Regions from separate parts of the Homo sapiens genome. Here all the other regions are linked to region 2. A link is a loop called in an ENCODE intact Hi-C map of the cell type or tissue named here. Cell type or tissue: GM12878. All regions are shown on one strand. Region 1 has its middle 72 kb from the start of CNR1. Region 2 overlaps RNGTT (RNA guanylyltransferase and 5'-phosphatase). Region 3 overlaps LOC101928911 (a long non-coding RNA gene). Region 4 holds the start of LOC105377882 (a long non-coding RNA gene). Region 5 has its middle 5.8 kb from the start of LINC01590. Region 6 has its middle 2.1 kb from the start of CNR1. Region 7 has its middle 330 kb from the start of CNR1.

What was found. Hi-C counts contacts between places; a loop is a spot of excess contacts. Peaks named below come from ENCODE experiments on the same cell type or tissue, not always from the same donor. Only the 100,000 strongest peaks of a DNase experiment are listed, where the experiment ranks them.
Region 1: it touches region 2 in a loop (7-fold over the local background); 4 of 110 quality-filtered maps call a loop at or near these places.
Region 3: a loop joins it to region 2, with 7 times the contacts of the local background. A loop is called at or near these places in 23 of 110 quality-filtered maps.
Region 4: it touches region 2 in a loop (11-fold over the local background); 79 of 110 quality-filtered maps call a loop at or near these places.
Region 5: a loop joins it to region 2, with 5 times the contacts of the local background. A loop is called at or near these places in 35 of 110 quality-filtered maps.
Region 6: a loop joins it to region 2, with 4 times the contacts of the local background. A loop is called at or near these places in 5 of 110 quality-filtered maps.
Region 7: a loop joins it to region 2, with 12 times the contacts of the local background. A loop is called at or near these places in 9 of 110 quality-filtered maps.

The regions. Positions count from the first base shown.
Region 1 is chr6:88,236,453-88,240,452 of GRCh38, reverse strand. No RefSeq gene overlaps it. Among named protein-coding and RNA genes, the nearest start is that of CNR1, 72 kb to the right of the region's middle. In GM12878, a CTCF peak has its summit at 2,163 (motif pointing right); a DNase peak (open chromatin) is centred at 2,172.
Region 2 is chr6:88,869,292-88,873,291 of GRCh38, reverse strand. All of the region lies in intron 8 of RNGTT (RNA guanylyltransferase and 5'-phosphatase), which reads left to right. Among named protein-coding and RNA genes, the nearest start is that of RNGTT, 92 kb to the left of the region's middle. In GM12878, a CTCF peak has its summit at 2,376; a DNase peak (open chromatin) is centred at 2,401; H3K27ac peaks cover 534 bases.
Region 3 is chr6:87,830,099-87,834,098 of GRCh38, reverse strand. The region is part of intron 2 of LOC101928911 (a long non-coding RNA gene); the gene reads right to left. Among named protein-coding and RNA genes, the nearest start is that of AKIRIN2, 130 kb to the right of the region's middle. In GM12878, a CTCF peak has its summit at 1,967; a DNase peak (open chromatin) is centred at 1,838; H3K4me3 peaks cover 500 bases; H3K27ac peaks cover 893 bases.
Region 4 is chr6:87,928,083-87,932,082 of GRCh38, reverse strand. LOC105377882 (a long non-coding RNA gene) reads right to left here and starts at 642. Exons shown (of 3, transcript XR_001744246.1): 1 at 440-642. In GM12878, a CTCF peak has its summit at 2,094 (motif pointing left); a DNase peak (open chromatin) is centred at 2,102; H3K27ac peaks cover 752 bases.
Region 5 is chr6:87,389,319-87,393,318 of GRCh38, reverse strand. No RefSeq gene overlaps it. Among named protein-coding and RNA genes, the nearest start is that of LINC01590, 5.8 kb to the left of the region's middle. In GM12878, CTCF peaks have their summits at 92 (motif pointing left) and 1,789; a DNase peak (open chromatin) is centred at 58.
Region 6 is chr6:88,166,456-88,170,455 of GRCh38, reverse strand. It overlaps a transcript of CNR1 not described here. Among named protein-coding and RNA genes, the nearest start is that of CNR1, 2.1 kb to the right of the region's middle. RefSeq lists silencers at 2,983-3,182, 3,253-3,692, 3,753-4,000. In GM12878, a CTCF peak has its summit at 1,869; no DNase peak of the experiment used is centred here; H3K4me3 peaks cover 1,160 bases.
Region 7 is chr6:88,493,288-88,497,287 of GRCh38, reverse strand. No RefSeq gene overlaps it. Among named protein-coding and RNA genes, the nearest start is that of CNR1, 330 kb to the right of the region's middle. In GM12878, no CTCF peak of the experiment used is centred here; DNase peaks (open chromatin) are centred at 2,457, 2,737, 3,347, 3,990 and 1 weaker place; H3K4me3 peaks cover 787 bases; H3K27ac peaks cover 2,543 bases.

The DNA of each region.
Region 1 (4,000 bases), 630 kb after region 2:
TATTTTTTTCCTGAGACAGGGTCTCACTATGTTGCCCAGGCTGGAGTGCAGTGGCACAATCTTGGCTCACTGCAGCTTCAACCTCCCAGGCTCAGGTGATCATCCTTCAGCCTCTGGAGTAGCTGGTGCTTAGGTGTGCACCATCATGACCAGCTAATTTTTATAATTTTTGCCAAGACAGTTTTTTGTCATCTTGCCCAGGCTGGTCTCGAACTCCTGGGCTCAAGCAATCCACCCACCTTGACCTGCCAAAATGCTAGGATGACAGGCATGAGCCACAGAGCCAAGTCTTTTTATATATTAGTATAGTACTTCATGTTCCCTTTTCTGTGAAATACCTTTTTTTTGCCCACTCTACTATCTGTTTATCTCATATATATGTATGTGCATATATATATGGGCATTCTTTATATATTCTATATTCTTGTCTTTTGTTATACACAGCGATGTTGAGCTGCAATGTATTGGTAGTGTTGTGATGTGATAGTGGTTTATTGTTGGCATCCTTTTTTTTTGAGACAGTCTCACTCTATCACCCAGGCTGGAGTGAAGTAGCACAATCTCGGCTCACTGCAACCTCTGCTATCTAGGTTCAACCCATTCTCCTGCCTCAGCCTCCCCCAAGTAGCCTCAGCCTCCCCCGAGTAGTAGTACAGGCATATGTCACCACACCTGGCTAATTTCCATATTTTTAGTAGAGATGGGGTTTCATGTTGGCCAGGATGGTCTCGAACTGCTGACCTCAAGTGATCCGCCCACCTTGGCCTCCCAAAGTGCTGGGATGACAGGTGTGAGCCAGTGAGTCTGACCATTGGCATCTATTTTAATTAGTGATGCCTACACTACACTTGTTATTAAATATTTTGAATAACATCTTTATTTATATGTGCTGCAAATACTTTCTTCCAGTTGGTGCTTATCTCTTCACTCCCCTGTTTGGTGTCTTTCTAGGAAAAGAAGTTCTTAATTTTAATGGAGTCAAACTTATGAATCTTTTCCTATTAGGGTTGCATATTTTTTGTAACTTGGTGAAGAAATCTTTTCATACACTGAAATTTCAAAATTTCATAAACATTTTATCCTGTATTTTTTCCAAAATTTTTAAAGTTTTGTCGTTCACATGAAAGTCCTTGGTTCATTTGGAATTTATTTTTCTCTATGTTGTGAGGTAGAGATATGTTTTCAACTTTTTCTCTGTACAGCTGCTCCTTAACTTATGATGGGGTTACATCCAAATAAACCCATTGTAAGTGGAAAATATTGAAAGTGAAAAATGCATTTAGTACCCTGATAAACCCATCATAAAGCTGAAAAAAGCCAGGGACCATCTGTAGTTAACAGATGGTTCTAGCCCTATCCTCAAAGACGTCCAAGTTGCACCTAACTCCCCTTCTCCCTGCATTAGCTTTCTTTCTACCAATGTTCAGAAGGGCCCTGCCCACTGTCTCTATCGCTATTTCCGACTGATGTTGCTACAGCCTTTAGTGCTCATTTCCATTGATTTATTTTCATTTTCACCCTGCTTCTCTCCTATCTATACTACTTACTTCTGGGCTCACATCTAAAGATCTACCTTTTAGAGACATTGGCCACTGGTCAGGAAATTCCTCCTTTTACTATGCAGTGTTTTTGTAATATTTAGGCCTTTGGTTCTTGAATTGGTCATTTATCTCTAAGCATCCAGGAACTTTTCATTTACATTCTTCTCTCTCCTGACTGCTTTTGGAAGGCTGGTCTCCAGAAAGTGGTGGTGTCATTATGGTCTCCTGCAAGATTTGAAGGAGAGACCTAACACATAATCCAACACCCCTGCTCTTCTGAGTGATTGACAGGATACAAATGGGCCTGAAGAGGCGAGCATTCTTTTCACTGTGACCCCCTAAGTATCTGCCACCAACTGAGAGATGGCAGGCCCAGCAGCAGATGCCAAGATCCAGTGACTGTGGCCAGGTGATGTAGCATAGTAGACAAGAGTACTGATTTGTTTATGGCAAGTGAAGTTTACTTCCCAAATTAGGTAGATAGTGACAATGTAACTTCTTCCTGAAATGGTCAGTATCTCCTATCCTGGCCAATTTACTATCTAGAAAGATCAGAGCTGGCCAGCAGGTAAAGGACTAATCTTCTGGGCAGAGGCTGATGAGTGGAATGTTCTCAGCAAAACCAGTAGGAGGCAGCCAGTCCTAGGGGATCCAGCTGAAAGCCTCAAGAGACAGCCTTCATCAGAAGGCAGGACAAAATGCCACAGGAGTTTGACCACAGACTACAAGAAGTCAGTTTTCTTCAAGGGACAAGGCAGCAGGGATCTAGGACTATATCTCAGAGACAGGAGTCTCTTCCCCAGAAAACGTGAGAAACAAGTCAAAGTTGAGCAGCTAGCTGTGCCTGCTAATCAACTCCTTCCATGAGAAATGAAAGTTCTCATGGCTTCTCTCTCCTGCTAGCTCACATGTTGTTGCATATTTTCTAGAAACATATGTTGCCCCTATGAGATTCACATTTATGTAGTGGTTTCCTCATAAGAGTAAAAGAACACAATTATAAAAACAGCTCCCTCTGGTACTTTACTCATGTACTCTGCCCCCACTCCCACAAAAAGCCAAGATCAGAAGGATTAAATGGTTTCAATTGCTCTGGAAATGATTACACTGACCAAATTATTTAAGTTTCACGATCTAAGCTTCAAGACTTGCCCAGAACACATACTCTGATTGATATTATACAACGATTTATTTTATCATGTGTTAATTCAACAATCCTTTAATGGGCGTCTTTCCCATGCTAAACAATGTACCAGGACTTGAAAAGGAAGACAAACATTGGGTGTACGAAATGGGAGCAAAAAGTCTTCCCAACACTGGTCATTTAGGGGTTGTACAGCATTTGAAGAAACAAAGGCAATTTTTATGTGACAGGGGAACTCCCTCAGAGCCACAGGAAGACTGATAAAATAAAAAAAATCTCTTTACTCTCTGTGGGCTACTATATATAAAAGGTTGTCAGGCCAACTTTATAAAACTCAAAGACCCACAAAAGCTGCATTACAGAGTCATGAATTCATTTTTGAAAATGCTAAGATGAACAGATAAACCAGTGAATTATACGAAAGTCACTTACTGTTATACATAACATTATAAAGAGGAGAATTTCTTTTCTAAATCTTTGAATGACTTGCAGAGTATAGCCACCAGCCCTCTGCACGTGGAATTGTGCTGCACCTTGAGAATGTTTGTTCAAATAGAGGCAGGACAAAATGTGAACTTCACAGGTAGCCGTGAAATGCTCTCCCTTTCCCAGCACACTATCTGCTTCATCCCCAGCTCTCACTTTTACTGGCTAGAGTGTTTAACATTGTTCAAGAAAAAGTGCTCTCTTATTTGTAAGACATAATGTACTACTGACCGAATGGTCCTGCTTTTTAAAGACAAAGTACTTGTCTGTTTGAACATGTTTAGTTTTGGATGCATGCCATTCAATATTCAGCTTGGAGTTAATAAGTGTTGGGGCACAGTGTCCGTGACTGAACATTTACATAATGGATATTATGTCCTTTTGGCTCAGTAATCATCTAATAACTTAATATTAAATAATGATTTCCAGGCTGCTGAGCACATGGTGAGTATCCATCCTTCATATTCAGGGCTTAATATTCTCCTAGCTTTTTTCCACGCTTGAGACCCAATAATATGCCTCATGGGACAATAAAACATCAGGATTGACATAGTGCATTGAAGAGACAAATGTTCACGGAGTAATTGTGCAGCTCTTGTACACTGATAGAAGAAGAATCTTGCCTTCTTATTATGGCTTCTTCTAAACTATCAAAACATTACCCAAAAAAGCCCCTCTTCCTGCTGTTATGTCTTATATTATTATTGGTCCCGTCAGAGGGTGACATTCTTGTGAGACTAATAATAATAACTATTTTTAATAGTTAATGACTAGTCCACATTTGTAAAATAAATTGTCTTTAAGAGGACATTGTTACAGTTGTAGAAAG
Region 2 (4,000 bases):
TCTTTCTTCTTTATGTTTCTAGTTTCTTCAAATGTGTGGTGATCCTTGGTTGGCTGTGCATTTGAAACGAGGCAGAGAAGCTGCTTGGAAGCTCCATGAATGTGGGCTGGGTTTGTCAATTTCTGACCTTTGCTTTATGATAAGCAGTTGTGCTTAGGTGCTCTTCCCTCACTACCCATTTGGTTCAGTTTCTTTTACTTTCTTTCTTTTTTTTTTCTGTTCACCCTCCCACCCTGTTTCAGTTTCTTTAGAGAAGAGCTCTCTGATTTTTCTTTTCTTTTGCTTGAGGAATAACCTGTGTGTTGTGTGTATGAGTTGTGAGAATTTAATTGTTGTACATAGCTAAAAATAACCAATCCCTCCTTTTCAGTCCATATGTCACTGTAGTCATCCTGTGCACTTGATGTTTCTGGGTCTGGATCTTCTTTGGGGTTTTGTAAAATAGGCACCTCCATCTGTGAATCCTGCTACCTCTGTGCATGCTTCTCAGCACTTTTCAGTACTTCTCCGTCTATTTCTTGTCAACCAGAAATTTATTGAAATAGTGCATCTGCTGATGCTCTTTTCTCCTTCCCTTCATTATCTTCATTGTTATAGCCATTTCTAATAAATTACCCTAAAATTACCCCAAAATATAACAGTTTAAAATTCAAATATTTACTGTCTCATCGTTTCTTGGGAGCAGTGTGGTTGGGTGAGTCTTTTTTGTTTTTCTTAAATCCATAGCCTCAAGCATTTATCCCTTGTTACAAGCAATCCAATGATACTCTAAGTTATTTTGGAAAGTACAGTTAAGTTATTGTTGACTATAGTCACCCTATTGTGCTATCAAATAGTAGGTCTTATTCATTTATTCTTTTTTTTTGTACCTATTAAGCTGGGTGATTATGGTTCAATGTCGTCTATCAGATTGCAGTCAAGCTGTTGGCCAGGGCTGTTGTCATTTCAAGGGTCCACTTCCAAGCTCATGTGTATGGTTGATGGCAGGCCTCAGTTCCTCAGCTGGCTGTTGGCATGAGACCTCCATTTCTTACCAGTGGGGAGGAAAAACTTTCCTGTACCCACTTAGGTTCAATAGTTAGGGGCCTACAAATTAAACTGACAAAACATAGATTAGCAAGAGAAAAAACAAAGTTTATATGTGTATGGAAGCACATAAAAGAAGTGGCTTACAAGATGGTTGAAGTTAGTATTCCTAACTTAATGGGACTATGCCTAAAGTTTGTATTCCTAACTTAATGTCTCAAGTTTGTATGTCTAATTTAATGGTGGAAAGGGAAGGTGGAGAATAGGCTTCAGTGTAAGAAAAAAAATGGAATTCTTTAGGAAGGATAAGTGGATTTTTAGAGGAACAAATAGGAGGTAAGAAATGTTTGTTTTTATGGGGGGGAATGGTCTTTTCCATCTTCTTCGTGGCCATAAACTCCTGGAGAGGGGATTTATGATAGTTTTACTCTCAGTCTTCTTTCTGGGAGTGAAGCCACCTAGAAGAAAGGATTTATGGTAGCTTAATTCCCGGAAGTTTCTGCTTTTAGTCAGATAAGGAAAGCTCTGAACAGCCACCTTTCTGCATTTGTTGACTCTCAAATGTCTTCTGGTTAAAATAATCTTCATACCAGCTCTGGGGTTCCGAGTGGGTTCTCACAGCTGCCTGAGTGTCCTCACCATATGGCAGCCAGCTTTACTTATAGCAAATGATCTAAGAGAACACCCAAGATAAAAGTAGTAGTCTGTTTATAATCTAATCTAATCTAGCCCAAGAGGTGACATACAATCCACTTCTGCCATATTCTATTTGTTGTAACATATAAGTCTAGCCCAAACTTAAAGGAGGGGAATTAAGCTCCATCTCTTGAGGTTAAGAGTGTCAAATAATTTTGTGGACTTTCAGGACATATTTTTCAGGACCATATAGCTTTATACTTAAAAAAAAAAAAACTCTGCTATTATTTCAGTAGTGTCTTGGGAAGAATCATTCTATTGTATGGAACATTCCATTGTATAAGTGCATCATACTTTGAAAATTTCTGTGTGGTTGTAAATTTAGCTTGTTTTGAAAGTTTTGCTTTTATAAGAATACCATGATAATATTATTCTAAATAACTTTTTTGAATGAGTAATTATTCATCTGATAGCTTATTATAGGAGTTTATTGCTATGGTCTGTATACTCTAGAATACATTTATGGAAATATGCATACATTTTCTTTGGAGCAAAATCCTCCAGTATATTTATTATTGTAGCAGTTTTTGTAGTAAAAACTACAAACAGCATTTTCTGAAATAATTAATGTATTTTAATGATTTATTGAATAGATCTGAACAATTGTCACTTTTGATTTCATTTTGGGATCTTATGACTTCGCTAGATGGCAGCAGAGGACCAGGTTTAATTCAGACTGCTTTTGTGAAGCAGTAGAATTCTAATGGTATCCAGTGCATTGGACATCTATTTTATAATACAACCCAGAATATTAGCTGGGGATTATTAAGAATTTAGTAAGGATTAGTGGGATCATATATACAGCATTACTGAAAGCATAGCCATTTTGACAATGTTGGTATGTTCTTTTGTGCATTGCATCTGAATTATTATATTTGCAAATGACCTTAAAGTGCCATTTTGGACCTTTTTTGGTAAAAACAATGTAGCCGTATTAAAGTCCCTAGAAGTGTTTTTTCTGTATCAGGAAACTGAGACATTCTTAAGTTGAAATCTCAGAAGGGAAGAATGATATGAAGATTCTCTTTTATCCCATTTGGATTTTTTTTTTTTTTTTTGCTCTTAATTGTGTTGGGAGCAAAGGAGTCTAATAGAAAAACATGATGTTGGAATGTAGCTCTTTTATTTATAGGCAGTGAAATTTATGTTCATAGGATAGAAAAGTTATTTGACTTGTATGTGGTATATGAGGAACAGTAATTTTTATATATGTGCCCTAATGATATATTTTGGGGAAAAAATTCTATAACCATATGTTTTAAAATCATATATAGGATTTTTATTTTCTGGAGGAACTACATTTGGTTTTTGCATGTTTGATGGTAATTTGCTTCTCAAAAGGCAGTAACATGTGAACTAGGTAAAGAAATCAGAAAATGAGCAATTCTGACAGTGCTTTTAAATTGTGAAGTCTGATTTGAAGATTATATAGGTGGCCCATCTTAGTATAGTATCACTCTGGCTTTCAGCCCAGATTTAATGTTGCTGCTATTTTTGCTGGCAGGTGAGCTTCCTTGGACTCATTTTATTTTAGTAACATTTTTGAATTTAGAAATTTAATTTTTAAAATACTTTTGCATGGGCAGAAAACTAAATTTTGTCTCCCTATGAATTATCTAGAATGGCATTTAGGTCTTTTACATCTTATGTCAGCCTGATAGAATGTAAACTACTGGCTAGAGTTGCAGGATATAATATATAACTAGAACAAATCAAATTGCTGCATAAATTACAGCCTTTAAGCAGCTGAACTTTGAGACTGCTCTATGATGTGGCCTTGGTAGTTGCCTTAATGTTATGAGTCCATAATATATTTATTTTTATAGTCTCAGTAGTATTAGCTGTTGAAATTGGTGCTTCTAGGATTTCTCCTGGTACTTTTATGTGAACTTGAACAAAGACTAGTAGCAACCAGTTAATTTCTAATAGTTTGATTCATTAAGAATTACTTACTAGTGTTAAAAGGAAAATAAAAATGGAGGTCACAGTTTAGATAGATCCCAAGGCCAACTGCCTATAACCCTGTAACCCAAACTCAAGTCATTCTGATTCCCCTGAAACACTATCTCTACTTATAAAAGAACCACAAAGCATGAGGTTTACATCTTTGCCAGCATGATTCAGTGAAATTAAACCAATCAGCTATAGACAAATATAAACAGCTCCACTTGCATTAGAATAATGTTAGTGTCTAATGGCCAGTCACGAAAAAGGTCAAAATACTTTCTCCTTTATAAACTGCTATAACTCCTGTGAGGAAGCTTCTTATGACTTGAAG
Region 3 (4,000 bases), 1.0 Mb after region 2:
GGCACCGTGTGACTACAGAGAGACCACTGCCCTCAGAAATTTTACCGTCTACTGATAACAACAACCACAGCTACAGATATTTGATGGGAAATTGTAAGAATAATCTTATGCCTCCTTCAAGTCCCAACTAAATTAGCACCTCTTCCGTGTTAAGTGTCAGCCCTTCCATCCAAGTGCCATCCCAGCAATGAACCTTCCTGGAGTCCCCCAGTCAGGATTGAATCTCATCCTCTTTCATACTCCCACAACATTTTAACTGTAGAAAACATAACACTGTCCAAGTGATTAATTTTACTTTCTCTCATTGGAACATAAGCTCTGTAAAGACAGGACCTCATCTAGCTGACCCTAATGTTTGCTGCAGTACTCACCAAAGCACCTTGCAGAGAGTCAATAATATATCTTTGTTGAGTTGCATTGACATTGTGCTGAGTGCTTAGTGGGCAGGCAATGATTGTTGATTGATTATGAAGTGGTGAACAATGCCTGTAAAAGACCTCTTCACAGAAGGCCCTGTAGCATAAAGTATTAGGTTGAACTCTGTAAAATGGCCATTTTTATAAGCCAAATTGTTCAAATATTGACAATTTCACACGAGCCAATTCAACATAAGAAAAATAACCTGGCGGGGCATGGTGGCTCATGCCTGTAATCCCAGCACTTTGGGAGGCCAAGGTGGGAGGATCACCTGAGATCAGGAGTTTGAGACCAGCCTGACCAAGATGGAGAAACCCCGTCTCTACTAAAAATACAAAAAGTAGCCAGGTGTGGTGGTGGGCACTTGTAATCCCAGCTACTCAGGAGTCTGAGGCAGGAGAATCACTTGAACCTGGGAGGCAGAGGGTGCAGTGAGCCAAGATCATGCCACTGCACTCCAGCCTAGGTGACAGAACGAGACTCTGTCTCAACAAAAAAAAAAAGAAAAGAAAAGAAAAATAATCTAACCGGAATAGCCAATAAACCCTGGAAAGTGTTCCCTTGGAAGGTTTTGAAATCTCCCTTCTTGGATATCTTTTATAATCTTCCTACAGCTCTTAATATTAGGTTGGTATAAAGTAATGGCAAAATCTGCAATTACTTTTGCACCAATCCAATACTGTTTTTTTGAAATATCTAAAAAGTTCAAATTTTAAACTATAAACCTTCAAATAGCCCAAAGCCCAAATAACAGAGATGAAACTTGATTCTGACGACTTTGGTGAGCCATGAGACTCTAGGGTCATGAGAACGGGGCCAATTGCCAACAGGCCACCAGAAGAGAAAGTGGTTTACCTAGCTGAGTATCTCCCATTCTTGGCCAAAAAGGAGGCTGAGACACTCTGGGGCCTGAAAAATTGGAATTTCTATGTGCAGTAAATCCTTCTGTTCCCTGGCACCCTTTAGCAGATTGATCTGCCTGTATATTGATGTTTTGGGTGCCATCCTGACCTTTGGAAAGGATGTCAATAGTTGGGGGTTAGTCCAATAGATGAGAGTGTTCTGGAACTGGCAGCTTTCTTTTGTGTGACTGGAGCCTCTGGAACTGGAGGCAGCAAAGGTAGCTGACAATGTAATTTATCTACATTTCACCTGGAAACAGTAACATGTCTTTGAGCTCCCTGGAGACCCTAGTCTGGAAAAAGGCCCAAGATACCTGTCAGACCAAACAATGCCTATCATATTTTATTACATGGCATGAAACGTAAGACTTTATGCTCCATTAGCAGAAGGTTTCATTTTCACTCCAGGAAGGTAGTTCAACATTACAACATCTTATCTTGTTCTTTCTTGTGTTTTTAATATAAACGGCCTTAAAATTTCCCACTTCATCCCCTACACCCACTGCCCCAGGCATCTAGAAGCTATATTATCAGATTTTACAGTCTGAGATAATGTGTCATTGTGAGATTCCCAATATATACGTGGTGTGTATTTTTTAAAAAAAATAAAACTACGGCCTGATAAAAAGAAGAAGTTTGCTCTCTAGTGGCTGACTTATAAAAGGCTCTGAAAACCACACAATAGGTTATCTTAGAAAAGGAGGACGTCTAACAGCGATATCTATGTAACAAGGTCTGAGTAATCATTTTGTTTTTATTGATTTTTTAAATTTTCTTTACACTGAAAAACTACATGATAGCAACTATTTGTGGATAGCTTTTCCTATTAAAAAATTTTATATCATTAAGCTAATTTCAATTCTAAATTCTGAGAGCAGCAATTAGGTTTCTGGTGTTATATTAGCCTACCGTACCTTTAGAAAGCTCTATGGATTGGTTTAATACTGTATCATTAATGTCTATTACAGACACATTGCTAAATAATATAATATCATTAGAGCTTTTTAAGCCATTTTTAGCTCTTTGCAGAAAGATTATATAAATTCAGAGAGAAACAGTATAATTATGAATATGATCCTAATTAATATCATTTTATTATTCCTTTTTCTACAGAAACTAAATTTATAAAATTTTACTATGATATGAATTATAAAGCAAGGAAAAGATTTATCCTGGGTGCTTTTCTTTTTAGCTCCCCCTTCCCCACTCTGTTTTACTTTCCCATTTTATTCTCCCACAAATCCATTCCTTTCTCCCCAAGTCTATACTATTTTTTTCACTCTCTTCAGTATCCTTCATCAGATAGTAGAAAACTGACAACATCACTGGTCCCTGAAGTTCCAGCCTTTGTTTCAAAAAAAAAAAAAAGAAGAAGAGGTTACCTAGGAAGTTTTCTACCTCCTGCACAGTAACAAATACTTTAAGGAATTTTCAGATCCATAAATATTTTTATTCTTACTTTATCTGTGGGAAAGAAACCATATAGCATAAAAGAGGCTTGAGCTTTTCAGGAGGTCAGTACTACAGCGGAAATAATGCACTAAAGAATGCAAAGAAGAGGGTTTTATGGGCTCAGGGACGCGGACATGGGGCAGTGCAAAAGGTTATTAAGAAAGGGAGTGATGCAATCTGATTTACATTTTTGAAAATTATTCTGGATGCTGTGTGGAGGAAGTACCATAACAAGCACAACAGTAGAAACAGGGAAACTTCTTTGGAAATGACTGTAGTCTTACAGGCAATAAAATATAGTTGCATGGACAAGGGTGATAACAGTAGTATTGTAAAAAGGGAATGGGGCCAGGTGCGGCAGCTCAAGCTTGTAGTCTCAGCACTTTGGGAGGCTGAAGCAGGTGGATCACTTGAGCCCAGGAGTTCAAGACCAGCCTGGGCAACAGAGAGAAACCCCATCTCGACAAAACACAAAAAAATTATCCAGGCATGGTGGTGGGCCCCTGTAGTCCCAGATACTCAGGAGGCTGAGGCAGGAGGATTGCTCAAGCCCAGGAGGTGGAGGTTGCAGGGAGCCAAGATCTCGCCACTGCACTCCAGCCTGGGTGATGGGAGTGAAACTCTGTCTCAAAAATAAATAAATAAAGGAATGAATTTCCAATTTATTTTAGAAGTATAAATGGTAACAGATTAGAGGTGGGCATGGAGTGTGACTTTTGACTGAGCTACTAAGTGGATGCAATACCACTTACCGGAATTAGAAAGGCTGTGAGGAAGGCATGTTGGGAGGGGGTGGCAGTGAGAATAATTTCTGTTTGTGTTGCTCATGGCTCAGTTTGCTATGTCTATTCAGGAGAAGATGTCAGGAGACATCTGCACAAACAAGATCTCTTCTTGTTAGAAATCTGGAGATTAGGGGAGAGGTTAGGGCTATTGATTTATACTTAGAAGTCTTCAAGGCCAGGTGCAGTGAATCAGGCCTGTAATCTCAGCACTTTGGGAGGCCAAAGTGGGAAGATCACCTGAGCCCTGGAGTTTGAGGCTGCAGTGAGCTGTGATAGCGTCACTGCACTCTAGCCTGGGTGACAGAGAGAGACCCTGTCTCAAAAGAAGAGGAAGAGGAGGAGGAGGAAGAAGGAGGAGGAGGAGGAGGAGGGAGGAGGAGGAAGAAGGAGGAGGAGGAGGAGGGAGGAGGAGGAAGAAGGAGGAGGAGGAGGAAGAAGGAGGAG
Region 4 (4,000 bases), 940 kb after region 2:
GTCCTCTGCACTCTGAGTAAAATCCATACTCTGCATTATAAAAAGTCTCAGGTATTTTCTACCACTTTAGCTTTAGTCTGGCAAAGACCAAAGGCAGGGATGGTCCATTTCCACTTAGAACTTCACCTGTAGCTGGATGCATTATTCCTAAATGATTTGTGGAAATTTGGGTTTTAGTCTGTGATGAGACTGTAAGAACCTAGTTCATTGCAAAGGCTTCATTTAGATGTTCACCATCTTTGCCAACTTGGAAATGAGGTCTACCCCACCACTGGGAAGTTTCCAGAACATGAAGATCTTAGAGGTGATCTTGTCAACATCCCACCCAACTCAGCCAATAAGCACATATTGAAATTGTGACCAAAAATTTGCCCATTTACACAAGAGGAAGAGAACCTATTTTCCCCAAACTAACATTCCATAGTTTCTTATTACTTACCCCAAGAGACTCCCACAATCTTTAGAATCAAAATGGTGCTTCCTTCTAGGGTAGATCTTTTGTTTTAGTTCTCTCTCTCTTTTATCTAACAGTTTCTCTCCAGTTGATAGGCCTTCATTTATTTGACAGTCAGTGATTAAGCCATTCTTTGTCTTTCTTTTCTCTAGAAAAGATACAGATTCTGTTCATCCTAAGTATGTACAGGGCCTTTAAAAATCACTCTTGTGGGCCGGGCGCAGTGGCTCACACCTGTAATCCCAGCACTTTGGGAGGCCAAGGTGGGTGGATCACCTGAAGTCAGGAGTTCGAGACCAGCCTGGCCAACATGGTGAAACCCTGTCTCTACTAAAAATGCAAAAAATTAGCTGGGTGTGGTGGTGCACCCCTGTAATCCCAACTGCTCAGGAGGTGGAGACAGGAGAATCGCTTGAACCCAGGAGGCGGAGGTTGCAGTGAGCCGAGATTGCACCATTGCAGTCCAGCCTGGGCGACAGAGTGAGACTTTGTCAAAAAAAAAAAAAAAAAAAAGCACTCTTGTGTATTCCTTTTCCCTAAGAGAGCCATATCTAAACTAGTCCAGATCTAAAACAATGCCAACATTTTCTGGGGGTAACTCACCAGGAATGAACACTTCTCAGTGCTAAAAAGCCTTTTCTATTTTCTTGCTCTAGGTAAAGCTCTTTTCCTCTTCTACTCTGGAAACAGGGAGTAACTGAGCATTGTTCTCTGTAAAAATAACCCTTCATATATTATATATATTCTTTTTTCAAAGTGGCTAAATTACCCTCAAAGTATTGCTTTCTATAAAAGCCCCACAGTATATCCAGCTAAAAGAGGAAGGTTAAATAGAATGTGTGAGCATAGTGATTATTTTAACAATTAGAAATTATTCTGATTTATAAATGCCCTTTCCTTATATATGGTTGCAAATGGTCCTTTTTTCCTTCATCTTCCTGTCTTAGCTTCCCCACCATCAAAACCATCATCCCAAAACCTAACTATTCTGCCTAGAGTGTTGATTATCAAGTTAAATTGTTGGTTTTTCCATATAACCTATCTCTCATCCTCCTACTGACTTCACTACAGTGGGTTGTTTGTTTTCCTGAAGACTGGGCCTTGTGCACCTTCGTGTACTTAAGCCATGCAAAGGGAAGAGAACCTACTCCATATATAGTCACTGGTTGGAAACACAAATGAACAGATGAATGAATCAGAAACACCTGCATACAACCTCTAGATTAGTCAAAAATGCCTAAATAACACCACTGGATTGTGTTCAACCCAACCAGATAATAACTATTTTAACAGCTACCAGTGTTAAGCTCCCCAACCAGGCTTGTTGCTTTACCTATGATATGTCCTTCAGCTTACAACCCCCCTGTGAGGTAAGGGGTTAAGGGAGAGGATTAGCAGAGGTTGAAAGACTGACTGTAATGTCCCCATCCTTTAGTGTCACCCTGATCTTGCCCTCCTCCCTGCCTCCCTGTCTTTAATCATTGAGGTCCTGCAGTCCATGAAGATTTCTGTAGTCCTCATGGGCAGCATTCAATCCGCCAACACTGAGGAAATCAGCCAGCTGGCCTTGCACGAAATCCTTCCTCTCCCATCTCTTTGTCCTGGGCCACAGGAGTGTGTAGTCTGGTTCCCATGTGCCACCTGCTGGTCTCCTGAGTCACTGCTTCCGAAGTGCCTGAGTAGTGCCGAGTAGTGGCTGAAGAAAGGGAAGGAGCGGCCTTTTCACAGCATGTGCACGAAGTGACCCAGATGCCTAGACTGGGGTGTGAATTAGTTCATTCTGACTGCACGTCAGCAGTGGAGACTAGGAACCTGAGGCACTGGGGAAAGAGGTCTCTGCCCAAAGCCATAATCTGTGTTTAGGAATTCTTAGTCAAAGCATTCTTTAGGCATGCAATCTGCCGAACATCCAAAAACAAATGTTTAAAACAGAAAACAAAAGTCTCTGTGCTCATATCATAATAAATACGTGTACAAGATGAATGGGTCAGATAAAACAAGAAAGGGTTATTCGGGTATTTGGTAAACCTATGGCAGTCTCTCTGGAATAAAATAAAGAGAGGAGGGAGGCAGGAAGAGAAGGAAGGAAGGAGAGAAAAATATACACCTTCACCAGAAAAATATTGCTTAATGTACATGTAATTATTCCTAAAAACTCTCCAGCTGAAAATGTTCAGGATTTCTTTTTTTTACTTGAACTAGCCTTTTGGAAATTTATACAAAATAATAAAAATCATTGATTACAAGCTTATTAAAAATTAGATGCAGTCACAGAGATATAAGGTGGGTGCTTATAGAGATAGCAGTATTGATTCGCTAGCAACAGCTCTTCGCTCATAGCTATGATCCAATGAGCTTCTCTGGTGGTTTCCCAAGGGTGAATTATGGCCTCAGTCAGTTGGGTTTCTGGGCAAACATTTACATGAATGATTCTGTACAGAGGCTCTCATGTCTCCTCCCATATATTCTTCATCTAGATCACTAAATAACACTTCTGAATTTCCAGAGACATGTACCTTTGCCTTCTGCTTTAAGAGGTCTTTATTTCAGCTGGGTGTGGTGGTTCATGTCTGTAATCCCAGCACTTTGGGAGGCTGAGGCGGGCGGATCACGAGGTCAGGAGATCGAGACAATCCTGGCCAACGTGGTGAAACCCTGTCTCTACTAAAAATACAAAAATTAGCTGGGCGTGGTGGCACATGCCTATAATCCCAGCTACTTGGGAGGCTGAGGCAGGAGAATCGCTTGAACCAGGAAGTCAGAGGTTGCAGTGAGCCCAGATCGTGCCACTGCACTCCAGCCTGGTGACAGAGCGAGACTCTGTCTCAAAAAAAAAAAAGTCTTTATTTCTCACACACGTTACCTTTGTGTAAAATAGTTTCCCTCCTAAATATCTTCCCCTGCTCTGTTTTCTTCAGCCTGAGGCTCAAAAATTTTTACACGGAAGCCATGTCAATGAATGATTACAGAATTCTTTTCATTTCTTCCTCAAAGGCCAGAAGAATACTGAGGAAGACAATCCCTCCCCATCGTCCTTTTGCCTGAGCTTCTGCTTAAATGCAGGTCTGAGCAAAGTTGAAAACCATGGGCCCTCAGGCAGAGACCTCATAAGCGCTGTATTTAAGGATCTGAACAGGAAATAAAGATTTTGACTTTTTTCTTGGCATTGTGCTTGGCCCTCTGGTTTCTCCTAAGGGCAAGCCCATTTCCTCTGTATCTCGGAGTCTGTTTTGTTTTGTTTTTTATATTATTTTTATTATTTTTTGGGACAGAGTCTTGCTCTATTTCCCAGGCTGGAGTGCAGTGGTGCGATCTCAGCTCACTGCAACCTCCGCCTCCTGGGTTCAAGGGGTTCTCATGCCTCAGCCTCCCAAGTAGCTGGAATTACAGGCTTGCACCACCATGCCCAGCTAATTTTTGTATTTTTAGTAGAGACGGGGTTTCACCATGTTCACCAGGCTGGTCTCGAACTCCTGACCTCAGATGAGCCACCCGCCTCAGCCTTCCAAAGTGCTGGGATTACAGGCCACTGCACCCAACCGGATT
Region 5 (4,000 bases), 1.5 Mb after region 2:
GACATACAGTATGTGACAATTACTCAAGTGACTTAAGTGATTTCCTATACAGACCACAGTGCCACTTTTCTTACATATATGTAAGGGAGCCACCTACTGTCAAAACAGGATATTACAGCTACAAATTCTCCCACTGCCCACCCCCAACTATACAACTGCATAAACTTAGCTGCAATAATTTAGATGAGAATTTTGCAGAATTCAAGAAACTGACGTAAAATAATTTTGGGGGTGGGAAGGAATAATCCACACTTCCCTGTGTCCTTTACAAGTTGGAAAATATTCATTAAGCACTTACCTGTTACGCATTGCAAGTCTCAAAGAGAATCCTGGTATGCTGGAATTAGTAAGGCAGTTTGTAGTAACAAATGCCCCTGCCAATTTCCTTCTTAGTATTTTTGGTAATGCTATTTCTTCCTGAACGTGTCTTTGCCTGTCTCAAGCTTACCTAGCCTGCAAACTCAGCTAAGTCTTACCTCCCCCATGAAGACTCTGCATATCTCCAGCCTGTTGCAGCCTCTCCTGCTTGGATCTCTGTTGCTTTGCTTCATCCCGGAGGCACACTCCTGTGGGCACTTCCTCATACATACACTGCTTCATGGTGATAGATAGCAATAGTTAGCATTTACCATATGTCAACACTGTTGGACCATTTTCCTTCTATTCACTTATTTAATTATCATATTAACTCAATGAGGTGATTACTGTTATAATCCCCATTTTTAAAAAGAAGAAACTGAGGCCTAGAGAGATTTAAAAAAAAACTTGCTCAAGGTCCTTAAGGTTATTAAACAGTAGTGTCAAGATTTAAACCCACGTATCTGCATTTCCAACTTACTTGTAAGCACTTGGTGGACGAGAACTATGTTCTAAAATTCTTTTGAAGTTCCCACATTGCCTAGCCTAGTGCTATGATCTTAGGGACTGATGTCCATAGTTTTACTACAGTTTACTAATTTTCCAGGAAATCAGAAGACCCGAGGAAGAAGGTAGTTTCCCCCCCATTAATCAGGCTGATAAAAAAGAAGTTTGGCAAGGTACTATAGCAATAATAGGGAACTTGTGTTAACCATGTACTATAAGCCTGGCACTGTGCTAAGCATTTTTATATATTATTTAATTCTTACAAGAAGCCTTTTCAGAGAAGTACTATTATATATATCTTATAGATGAGAACGCTAAACACAGAGAGGTGAAGTAACTTGCCTAAGGTCCCACAGATTCTAGCCTATGTCTAACCTATATGCTATCATCTTGCACCTACTGTGTAAGAATACTTATTTACAGCCGGGCACGGTGGCTCACGCCTGTAATCCCAGCACTTTGGGAGGCCGAGGTGGGCAGATCACCTGAGGTCAGGAGTTCGAGACCAGCCTGACCAACATGGAGAAACCCAGTCTTTACTAAAAATACAAAATTAGCCAGGCGTGGTGGTGCATGCCTGTAATCCCAGCTACTCAGGAGGCTGAGGCAGGAGAATCACCTGAAGCCGGGAGGTGGAGGTTGCGGTGAGCTGAGATCGCGCCATTGCACTCCAGCCTGGGCAACAAGAACAAAAGTCCGTCACAAACAAACAAACAAACAAACAGCTTATTTACAAGGGGATTTAGAAATTGCAGTGAATACACCATGAGGAAGATGGCCTTCTCTCATAGAACAATGACTCCTAATTTTGTAGGATTGGTACAGGAGGGCGAAGGTTCACAGAAGGATTGCATATTCTCAACTATTGATGTCTCTTTCCCTTGGGGATCTCATGAGTTACTGCTGCCATCACAGAACTGACCTCATGGGGGCAATGCTCCCAAACCCACAGCAACCCTGAGGCAAGGCTGGAACATTTACTAACGTCCAGGGTAATAGGACAAGTACATAACATAGAGCACCACAATCTGGTTACAAGATGTGGCTCGCTCTCCAAGGCTTGAACAAAATAAATTTTTTGACCCTCCTTCCTGCAGTGGCTCCATTCTTATGTTTGTGACAGAAGAGCAATCACCTGGCACCTTTCTCTTCAAAGTCAAGCCCCTAGAGAGCCGGGTGCAGGAGGAGGTGGAAGTTTCCAGTGGTGTGAGAATTTCTATTTCCTTTATCAAGGCCTGGAACTTGTACATATGATGGACATTGTAGATGACCACTCTCTTGGGTAGATGCCTTCCCCTTCAGCTACTAGCTCCAGGAATGAGACCTGCTCCTAAGCCTTGCTCCTTGCTATGGTCTGAATGTTTGCGTCTTCCCAAAATGCACATGTTGAAACCTAATCCCCAAGGTGATGGTTTTAGGAAGTAGGGTCTTTGGGAGATGATTAGGTCAGGACGGCTGAGCCTTCATGAATGGGATTGGTACCCTTATAAAAGAGACCCCAGGCTGGGCACAGTGGCTCACACTTGTAATCCCAGCACTTTGGGAGGCTGAGGCAGGGGGATCACTTGAGGTCAGGAGTTCAAGACCAGCCTGGCCAACATGGTGAAACCCTGTCTCTACTAAAAAATACAAAAATTAGCTGGACGTGGTGGTGGGTGCCTGTAGTCCCAGCTACTTGGGAGGCTGAGGCAGGAGAATCCCTTGAACCCAGGGGGTAGAGGTTGCAGTGAGCCGAGATCATGCCACTGCACTCCAGCCTGGGTGACAGAGTGAGACTCCATCTCCAAATAAATAAATAAAAGAGGCCCCAGAGCTGTCTTGCCCCTTCTACCATGTGAAGACACAGCAAGAAGAAGCCATCTATGAATCAGAAAGTGGGCCCTCATCAGACACCAAATCGGTGCCTCGATCTTAAACTTCTCCAGAACTGTAAGAAATACATTTCTGTTCTTTATAAGCTACTCAGTTTATGTTACTTTGTTATAGCAGCTGAAACAGATTAAGACATACCTCAAATGGACACCATAATGTCTAACTAGTCCATATAACATATTTACATGTACAATAATAGGTACAAGTAATAGCTGTCCGCAAACCAACTCCTTTGGTCAGGGTATCGAGAGATGAAAGGAATCACTGCACCCAGATGTCTAAGAGTTCAAAAGAAGCCAATAAGATGAAGGGGCTCTCACTAGGCGCTCATCCTGACAATGCCATATGCATGTGCACATGGGCCTGTGAGTGTGGATGAGAAAGGTGGTACACGCATTTTTGTTTCAAGATACTGCCTTTTGGGGTGCTAGTGACTGGGAGATCACTGGGAAGACTGCATGTGGAGACAAAGTGGAGGACAGTGCCTTCGGGATCACTTCTGCTGGTGCTGCCTCCAAACCTGTCTGCCTACTGGTGCCAAGAGCCTGACTACCTTGCGGAGACCCAGACCCATGCTTGTAGGAGCTCAAAGGCTATTCACTGATGTATATTAAGTGCTTGATTGATGTTTTTATTTTTATTTTAAAAAATAAACTATTTCTTTATCAGGCAACAATGCTTTACCTAGAAATTTCTTTTCTGGAGCTTGCCTTGGGTATCAGTTTGGTCTTTGCCCTCTACTGAACCCTCAGCTCAGCTAGCCTTAAAATATAAAGATTCTTACATGCTCCAGCAATTTCTTCTGATATGGCACACACCAAAAGTAGAAGACATTGTAGGGTCAGTGGTCATTGGTGAGAAGAGATGAAACAGTTTGTTCCACTTGAAAAATATTTCCTTTCTGATCACTTAAATGTGCCAATCATAAACATGGATATCAGTGATATCTCCAAATAGAGTAACATTCCATAAACCAGCCCCTGCCTGTTTCTGTATGGCTTGCAAGCTAAGGATGATTTTTTAAAATTATTAAATAGTTAAACAAAATTGAAAGAACAATAATATTTTATGAAATGTGAAAGTTACATGAAATCCAAATTTCAAAATCTATAATAAAGTTTTATTGGAACACAGTCATGCTCCTTCCTGTATGTATCATCTCAGGCTGCCTTTGCTCTATAATGGCAGAATTGAGTAGTTTTGACAAAGACTGTGTGGCCCACAAACCCTAAAATACTTCCTATTTGTCCTTTACAGAAAAAGT
Region 6 (4,000 bases), 700 kb after region 2:
CAGTTGAGTGAAAAAGAATCTCTTTTCCAACACCAACTTGTAGTTCTTGAGAAGCACGCAGAAGTGGTGCAGGAGTTTCTTTCAGTTGCTCGCATCGCTGGTGGAGCAACTCACGAGCAGGCATTTCAGACCTTACGCTGTGGATGGCAGAGCCCCAGCCCAGTCTGCAGGCTTACTGACACTTACCCTTTAGACTGGGAGTGAAGAAGCAGATTCCCATCTAGTAATGCAGAGCCACTGAAAAACAAAATGCTTCAAGGGAGAGCCAATAACAGCTGTCGAAACTCTAAAGCAATGCTCCGAATTAGAATGAAATCGTGTAGTCATAATATCATTCCTAAAATGTCCTTAATCAGTGAGCGTTCCAGCCCTGTAGTGTGAGCATCACACTGAAAATACCAAAGAAAACGTGAGGACCAAACTTGGACCGAACCCCCAAAACTCTAAAAGAGAGTGATGTCGCTTTCCAAACCAGGAAATCATGACTCATCATCCCCAACAGACCACCCATTTGGGGAGTGGGAGAGAAGCACGACAAACCATGGCAAGTTAAAAAAAATAAAATAAAACCAAAAACATCTTGAAGTAGAGCTCCTTTTGGATCCACAGCTATCTCACCAAAGCAGACATGTTTCCTTGATGCTCTATGGCCAGTAGAACTCTTAACACTTTGGCAGGCATAAATTGAGATCTTTCTTTGAAGTTGAAATATGCAGCCTTAACTGTGCTCTCATCCTCTACATTTCACTGAGTGAATAACCTAAATTACACAGAACGGCAGTAAATTGGCTCATCATAGCCCTGTTCTAATTTTAAAAGGATAAGGATCTGAAAAACCAGGCAGCCTAGCACTGAAGGGACTACTGAAGCCTGTTCAGGGGCTGCCGGGGCATTTCCTCAGAAGGTCATGGATTCAAATTCAACCTGGGTTTGTGGTGACCAAGAGCCATTCAGCACTTCATGTTAAATTTATGAATGCTCTCAACATAATGTTCCTAATAGGGAGGCTGACAGCTTGCATTTGTCATTCTTGCTGACTGTCTCAGGAGTACAGTGGATGGCCAACCACATGTGGAAACTAAATCATTTCCTCCCACATAAAGGTGATCCTTGCAAAATGTGAACTCCAAGGTACCGAAGAGCATCTTTCCCTCGCACCATCTGCTGTCTGATCTCTGCCCCTCTTCCAGTTGCCCCAATCCAAGGAAAAAGTACAGCAGCTCTCCTGTCTGTCAGTCTAATACCTTGACGAAAATTTAAAGATGCACATGAAGGCCCACAAGAACAGTATTTGCCAAGGAACATAACTCTCTTGTTTTTGACACAGCATTCACTTGTGGTGATAAAATGCCAGGTCATAAGTCAAATTTTGACTCCATTACTGATTATTATCCTTGAGCTCTAAATGGAAAGTCAGTACAATTCAGCTGTCAGGCTCCAGGTTTCCCCCAACCCTGAACAACAGAATAACAAACTAAACAGTTATCTCGGCTGGAGTCACTACTAGATGAGATTCCGAGTGATTGGCTCTGGCCACAGGTCACACTGGCCCATCAACGATCTTAGGTTTCTGCTTGGAATTTCATAGAATTCAGTGAAGAAACCCAACGTCAATCAGAAGATATTTGGGATGACTTAGAGACACAATAATCAGATTGTTCCTCTTTATGAAAAAGCAAAAGCTGGTGTGGCTGAGTTGAGATACAAGATTTCCATGGAATACCTTTCACAGGTTGATGCTGACCACCACGAAGGTATAGATCAACATGTGGGAAAGTGCTCCTTATAGAAGGAGCACCACCAGGGTGTGTCAGTGTTGTTTAGCTGAGTGATGTTGAACAGCTCTGCCACTCCAACAGCTCACGCCCTCCAGCTACAGGGGAGGGTGGTAGCACCCAAGTGAAATCCTGTGGCCTGAAAGCATTCTAGGAGTCCAGCTCCCCCAGGTTTCTTGTGACTGAAGATGTCCTTATCACAGTCAGAGGAAGCGCTGCCTTGATCCTTTCTTTTAATTACTAGCAGTCATTTGAAACTGAGCTGCCAGGTGGAGGAGAGACTTTGAAGTTATTGTCATCTGGCCTCTTGGGAAATCAGAGTCTGCGAGGTCATAAGGAGAGAAAATTTTTGCAAATATTTCCTACTGCCAGGGGTGTGAGGTGAAGGGAAAATCTAACAACCACGACCCCTAAAAGAAAAAAGCAACAGATGTTGAAGCCTCCTCCCTTTGAATCTTGCGCTGGAGCTGTCTCTGCCATGGAGGTGGGCTAAAAATGCCTGTGAGTAGAGCCTTCCCCAAGCAGCAGGGTTAAGGCTCAGCACTAATCCCACATCTACTATCTATCTCCCAGTCATTCTTCCATCTATCGATGGGTCCATCAGAACTTTATTGATAACCTTTTCTAACCACCCACCTAGTAGGACTTAATCATTTCAGCGGTGGACTCTCTCTCTCAATGGAGTCAAATGGTCATTTGCTTGACGGAAATACTTCTAGTCTAAAGCAGTCTAGGGGGATTTTCAAAAACTGCACTAGTGCTCTGCGGGAAGCCTTTGTACGATTTGGCCTGACGTTTCCAAAACGGTTTTACAGCCTTCCCTCCTCCAGGACCTTGAACTCAACAATCTTCCTTCTTTCCCTGAGAGGCTCGCTTTCACAGATTCTCACCACGTAGTTCAAATATAGGGTCCAGATATAGTACGGTTGCTGTTGGGGTCTGATCAGGGGCGGGAAGACCTGGAGGTCGGTAAAACGGAGCGGTGCGGGATGATGTCTGGGAACACCGGCAAGGTGTCATAAAATGAACGCCAAGGCGGCCACAAGAGGACGGCCGGGAACCGAACCCAGCGCCCAGCACGGGGCCCTTGTGGCCGACGTGACGTGGCTCCGTCAGGTGGAAACCGTGCGATCCTCTCCCGATCCAACTCACGAGAGATAAAGATGTCTAAATAACCACGACCGCCGCCGCACACCCTGCAGGGCCCCGGGGGCGGAGGGGAGGGGAGCGCCTCCTCGGCAGAAGCGGCGGCCCAGGCTTGTTTGGAGGTTCGCAATTCACCATGATAAATGTAAAGACCAATTAAGGTTTGATCCGTGCACACAGGAGGCAGACGGCGGCTGATAGTGGAAACAATTAACGAGCATGTCCCCTAATTCCTGCCGCGGCTGCTGAGCACACCGCGGCTCCCCAGGCGCCCGCCGCTGCCGCCCCCGAGTCCCAGAGCCCCCAGTCCGGCCCTGGAGTGGGGCGTCCTCCTCCAGCGAAAAGGTGCGAGGAGCGGGGCCCCGGGTGGCCGGGGAGGGGGCGCGCCGGGCCGGGAGGCGCGGAGCCAGCCGCCTACGGAGCCCAACTGTTTGCATCGGGGACCGGCGGGCGGGGCGCGCCCGAGTGGTCTCGCCGGGAAAGGGCGGCGGGCGCTGGAGAAGGCGCCTGGCGCGAAGCTGGGCGGCGCCCCGAGGGCGGAGGACAGGTGGCCGCGCGACCGCAGCCAGGTAGCGAACGGCTCGGGGGCTGCGCAGCGCGGTCCCAAAGCTCAGCCCGGCCCCGGGCCCAGCTCGCTGCCGCCTGCCACGGGAGCGGCCTTGCGCGGAGGGAGGGGGCGCGAGACCGCACCCCCGGGCCCGGCGCGCCTCGGCCTCTGGGCTCCCGCTCCCCTTCCCCTTCCGGCTCAGCCCGCTGCCCCAGACGTGACCCCCGCGGAAGGTGTTGGCGATGCGCGCTGCCCGGGAGCGTGTGATTAATGGCCCCGAGGTCGTGGGCGGCGCATGCACCAGCCCCTTCTTGGCCTGGTCAGGGTGTGAGGGTATCCGGGAGCACAGCGAGGTCATGGCAGCGGGGGCCTCCGGGAGCGCGGCGGCGGAGGAGGAGGAGGAAGAGGAGAAGTAGGTGACGCGGGCCGAAGAGGCTTGTCCCCTCTGGCCCCAGGGCTGGCGCCGCGGCGGGTCCCCCGCCCCAAGCAAAGTTTGGGGCTACGGGCGCTGCGCTCAGGTCCCTCCCCGCGC
Region 7 (4,000 bases), 380 kb after region 2:
TTTTATTTATTTTTGTAAAGATAATACATGCACACGATAAAAAATATAAAAAGGAATAAATATTATTTGGTGAAAATTGTGCTCCTAGTATTCCTGTCCCAAAGCCACTCATTTCCCCTTCTCAGAGCAATCACTGTTATCAGTTCTCTTTTGAAGCCCTGCAGTGCTGTTCTATGCCTGAAAACCTGTTCTATTCTGGGTAGAATTCTTCTCACATTGTTTTCTCTTGCTTTTTTCACTTAATAATATATCTTGGAAAGTGTTCCTTATCAGTTTGTAAAACTGCCTCATTCTTTGTTATTATTATTATTATTATTATTTGGTTTCGTTCTTTTAAATGACTGCCTAGCTTTCCATTATATGGAAATACAAAATATATTTAATGTACTTCCAGTGGAAATTCAGCTGTTTTTTTTCCTACTCTGGCATTTACAAACAATGTTGGAATGAATAACCTTGTAATTATATCACTTTGCATACATGTATATTTATCTGTGGGATACATTTCTAGAAAGGGACTTGCTAGGTCCATTGCTGATTTCAGTTTTGACACTTATAGTCCAATTGTTCTCCAGAGAGGTTGTGCCATTTATAGTTCACCAGTAAGGTGGGACCCAAATCCCCACACTCTTGCCATCGTGGCGAGTCATTAAACTTTCTCTTCCTTGCCAATATGATAGGTGAAAACTGGTATCTCAGGGTAGTTTTAACTTTGCATTTTTCTTATTATAAGGGAGATTGAGTATGTTTTCCAGTCTTCAAGGGGATTTAATTTTTTTCTGTGAACTATGTGTTAGTATCCTATGCCCATTAGAAAGTTTGGAGTATTCATTCTTTTCAAGATTGATTCCTGAGACCTCTTTGTATGTTACAGAGTTTTTCCTTTTGTCTCAGATAAAGTCTTTTAAATAGCTACATAATATTATATATGAGCTATGCTTATTATTAGATATTCCTTTTTTTTTCCCTGGGAATTGTTTACCAGGACAAATAATGTTGCAAAAATATCCTGGTATATACATATGAACTCGTACTTTTATTTTTGTAGGGTATATTTCCCAAAGTGGAATTGCTTGTTCTAGAAATATATGTATTTTAATATTAATAGATACTGTCAGATTACTTTTTCAAAATTCTGACATAATCACATTCCCACCCTTAGTGGAAGGAAGTGCCTGTTCCCCTGCATCCCAGTCAGCACTAACTGTTATTGCTCTCTTACATTTTGAAGTGGTAAATGGTGTCTTCTTGTGGTTTTACTTTGTATTTATCTGACCACCAGTGATGCTGAGCATCTTTTAATATGTTTATCGGCTATTTGCATTTTCTCTTCTGTGAGTTGCTTGTTCATATCCCCTGCCTGTTTTTTCCTCCTGGATTTTTGGGTTGTTTTCTATCAATTTGTAGGGACTTTTTTTGTGTACAGTCAGTGTTCTGTATCCTCGGGTTCCACATCTGCAGATGCAACCAACCATGATTAGAAAGTATTCCAAAAACTAAAAAAGAAAAAAATGACAAGACAAGAATAAAAAAAATCTAAATAAAAAACAATAGAGTATAACAACTATTTACACAGCATTTACATTATATTAGGTATTAGAAGTAATCAACAGATGATTTAAAGTATACAAGAGGATGTATGTAGGTTATATGCAAATACTATGCTATTTTATAGAAGGGACTTCAGCAATCCTTGGGAACCTGGAACTAATCCCCCACAGATACTGAGGGAGAATATATTAGCAATATTAAAGTTTTATTTGTAATGAATATTTTTCCAATCTCTTATTTGTTTCTGTACTTTGTTTATAACTTTTCCTAAATGAATTTGAATTTTTTTGCTGTCAAATATATCTTTTCATGTATGGTTTCTGAGCTTCCTGGCTTTATTAAAGAGTTCTTCTCCACTCTTTCTGTAAAGGGCCAAATAGTAAGTATGTCAGGTTTTATGGACCATGTCGTCTCTGTCCCACCTATTCACTTCTACCATTATAGCTTGAAAGCCACCAGAGACAAAAGAAATGAATGAGGCTGTGTTTCAAGAAAACCTTACTTATAAAAGCAAGTGGTGGGCTGGGCGTGGTGGCTCATGCCTGTAATTCCAGCATTTTGGGAGGCCAAGGCAGGTGGATTACTTGAGGTCAGAAGTTGAGAGCAGCCTGGCCAACATGGTGAAACTCCTTCTCTACTAAAAATACAAAAATTAGCTGAGTGTGGTGGCACGTGCCTGTAATCCCAGCTATTCAGCAGGCTGAGGCAGGAGAATAACTTAAACCCAGGAGGCAGAGGTTACAGTGAGCTGAGACCACACCACTGCACTCCAGCCTGGGCAACAGAGCAAAACTCCGTCTCAAAAAAAAGCAAGCGGTGTCCTGCTGGTTGTAGTTTGTTGACCCTTGTGTTGAAGTGAAAGTCAAATGATGAAATCCTTTGTTCAAATCCTCTGAAGTTTCTCTATCTCACTTAGATGAGTACAAGCCAAAATTATACCCCATTTCACCCTCACTACCTCTCTGACTTCATCTTCTACAGCTCTCCCCTTGGTCAATCTGCTTTAACTGCCATAGCCTCTCTTTGTTCCTTGTACCCACCAGACAAACCCCAAGCCAGGCTCTCTCTCTCTCTTTGCACTTATTTTTCCCACTGCTTAGGATGCTCTTTCCCCAGATATTTGGGTAAATATTTTCCTTATTTTCTTCTGGATTTAGCTCAAATTTCAGCATATCAGGATGTCCTTCCCCAGCCACCTATTTAAAATTTAACCCCCTGTTCTGCCACATACTTTCTGTTCCTCTTTCCTGTTTTTTTCTTTTTAACTCCCCACTAATACTGTATAGTTTACTTACTTATAATGTTGATCATTTCCTCTCTTAAAATATAAGTTTCACAGGGGCAAGAATTTTCATCTGTTTTGTGTCCTCAGCACTTAGAAGAGTGTTTGGCATATAGTAATTTTTGTTGAATAATTGAATATACATAATAGAGAGGGAGAACTGAAGATACATATATATATAGAGAGAGGGAGAGAGAGAGAAGCAGGGGGTGATATCAGGAGGAAGGTCCTTGAGAATGAGAGATAACCAGCTTTTAGGGGAGCAGGGACACTTCTTCATTGGAGTAAGAGATAAAAGGGGTGCCTGGGCAGTTTCGTCTATACCAGGGCTTCTCAGCCTTGGCACTATTGACATTCTGGGCTAGATAGTCCTTTGTAGTTGGGGGCTGTCTGTTGTAGGATATTTAGCAGCATGCCTGGCTAAGATATCCCAGTAGTAGCCACCTCCTCCAGTTGTGACAATCAAAAATGTCTCTAGACATTGCTGGATGTCCCCTGGGGAGAACAATTTCCCTTGGTTGAGAACCACTGGTTTCTTTATTTAGACTGTGAAGGGGGACTTTTTAGTGATGACTCTTATTCCCTCAATTACGTATAAGATGCGGTCTTCAGATGAGAGTTTGGGGGGAAGGAGTAAGAGGTTTGAAGAAAGAGAAGCTATGTAGTGGTGGCCTCAGAGTGGGAAAAGGCAATGGTGAATAAGAAATAGGCTTGCCTCCTTCCTGGCCCTGAGGAACATGAAGTGGGGTGAAAAATAGCCTCTTTGTCAGAGGGCTGCAGGGGAGGCATGCTTGGTGGACAACCATTCAGAAATTAGGTTTCTGATCACAGACTAAGAGTTTTACAGAGCTCAGGGAAAACATTGGGGAGGGAGGGGTGTTGGATGGGATTAGGCTTGTTCAGTATAGTGTGGGGGCTGAGAGATCCATATAACTGCTAATGGGAAGCCTTGGGTTTCTGAAGGGGACTGATATACAGTAGGCTGGGACTAGTCCTGAGAGCCTGATGGAAGGTTGGGAAGCTATCAGATCAGTGTCATAGTCCTGAGTACTTTACTTGAATGTGCAGTAAGCCTCCTGGAGGAGAGGTGGCCAGCCCTTCCATGCTTTCATTACTAATGAGGATGGAATTATTGTTTCTGTTTCCATTTCAAATCGGTCACTGCTA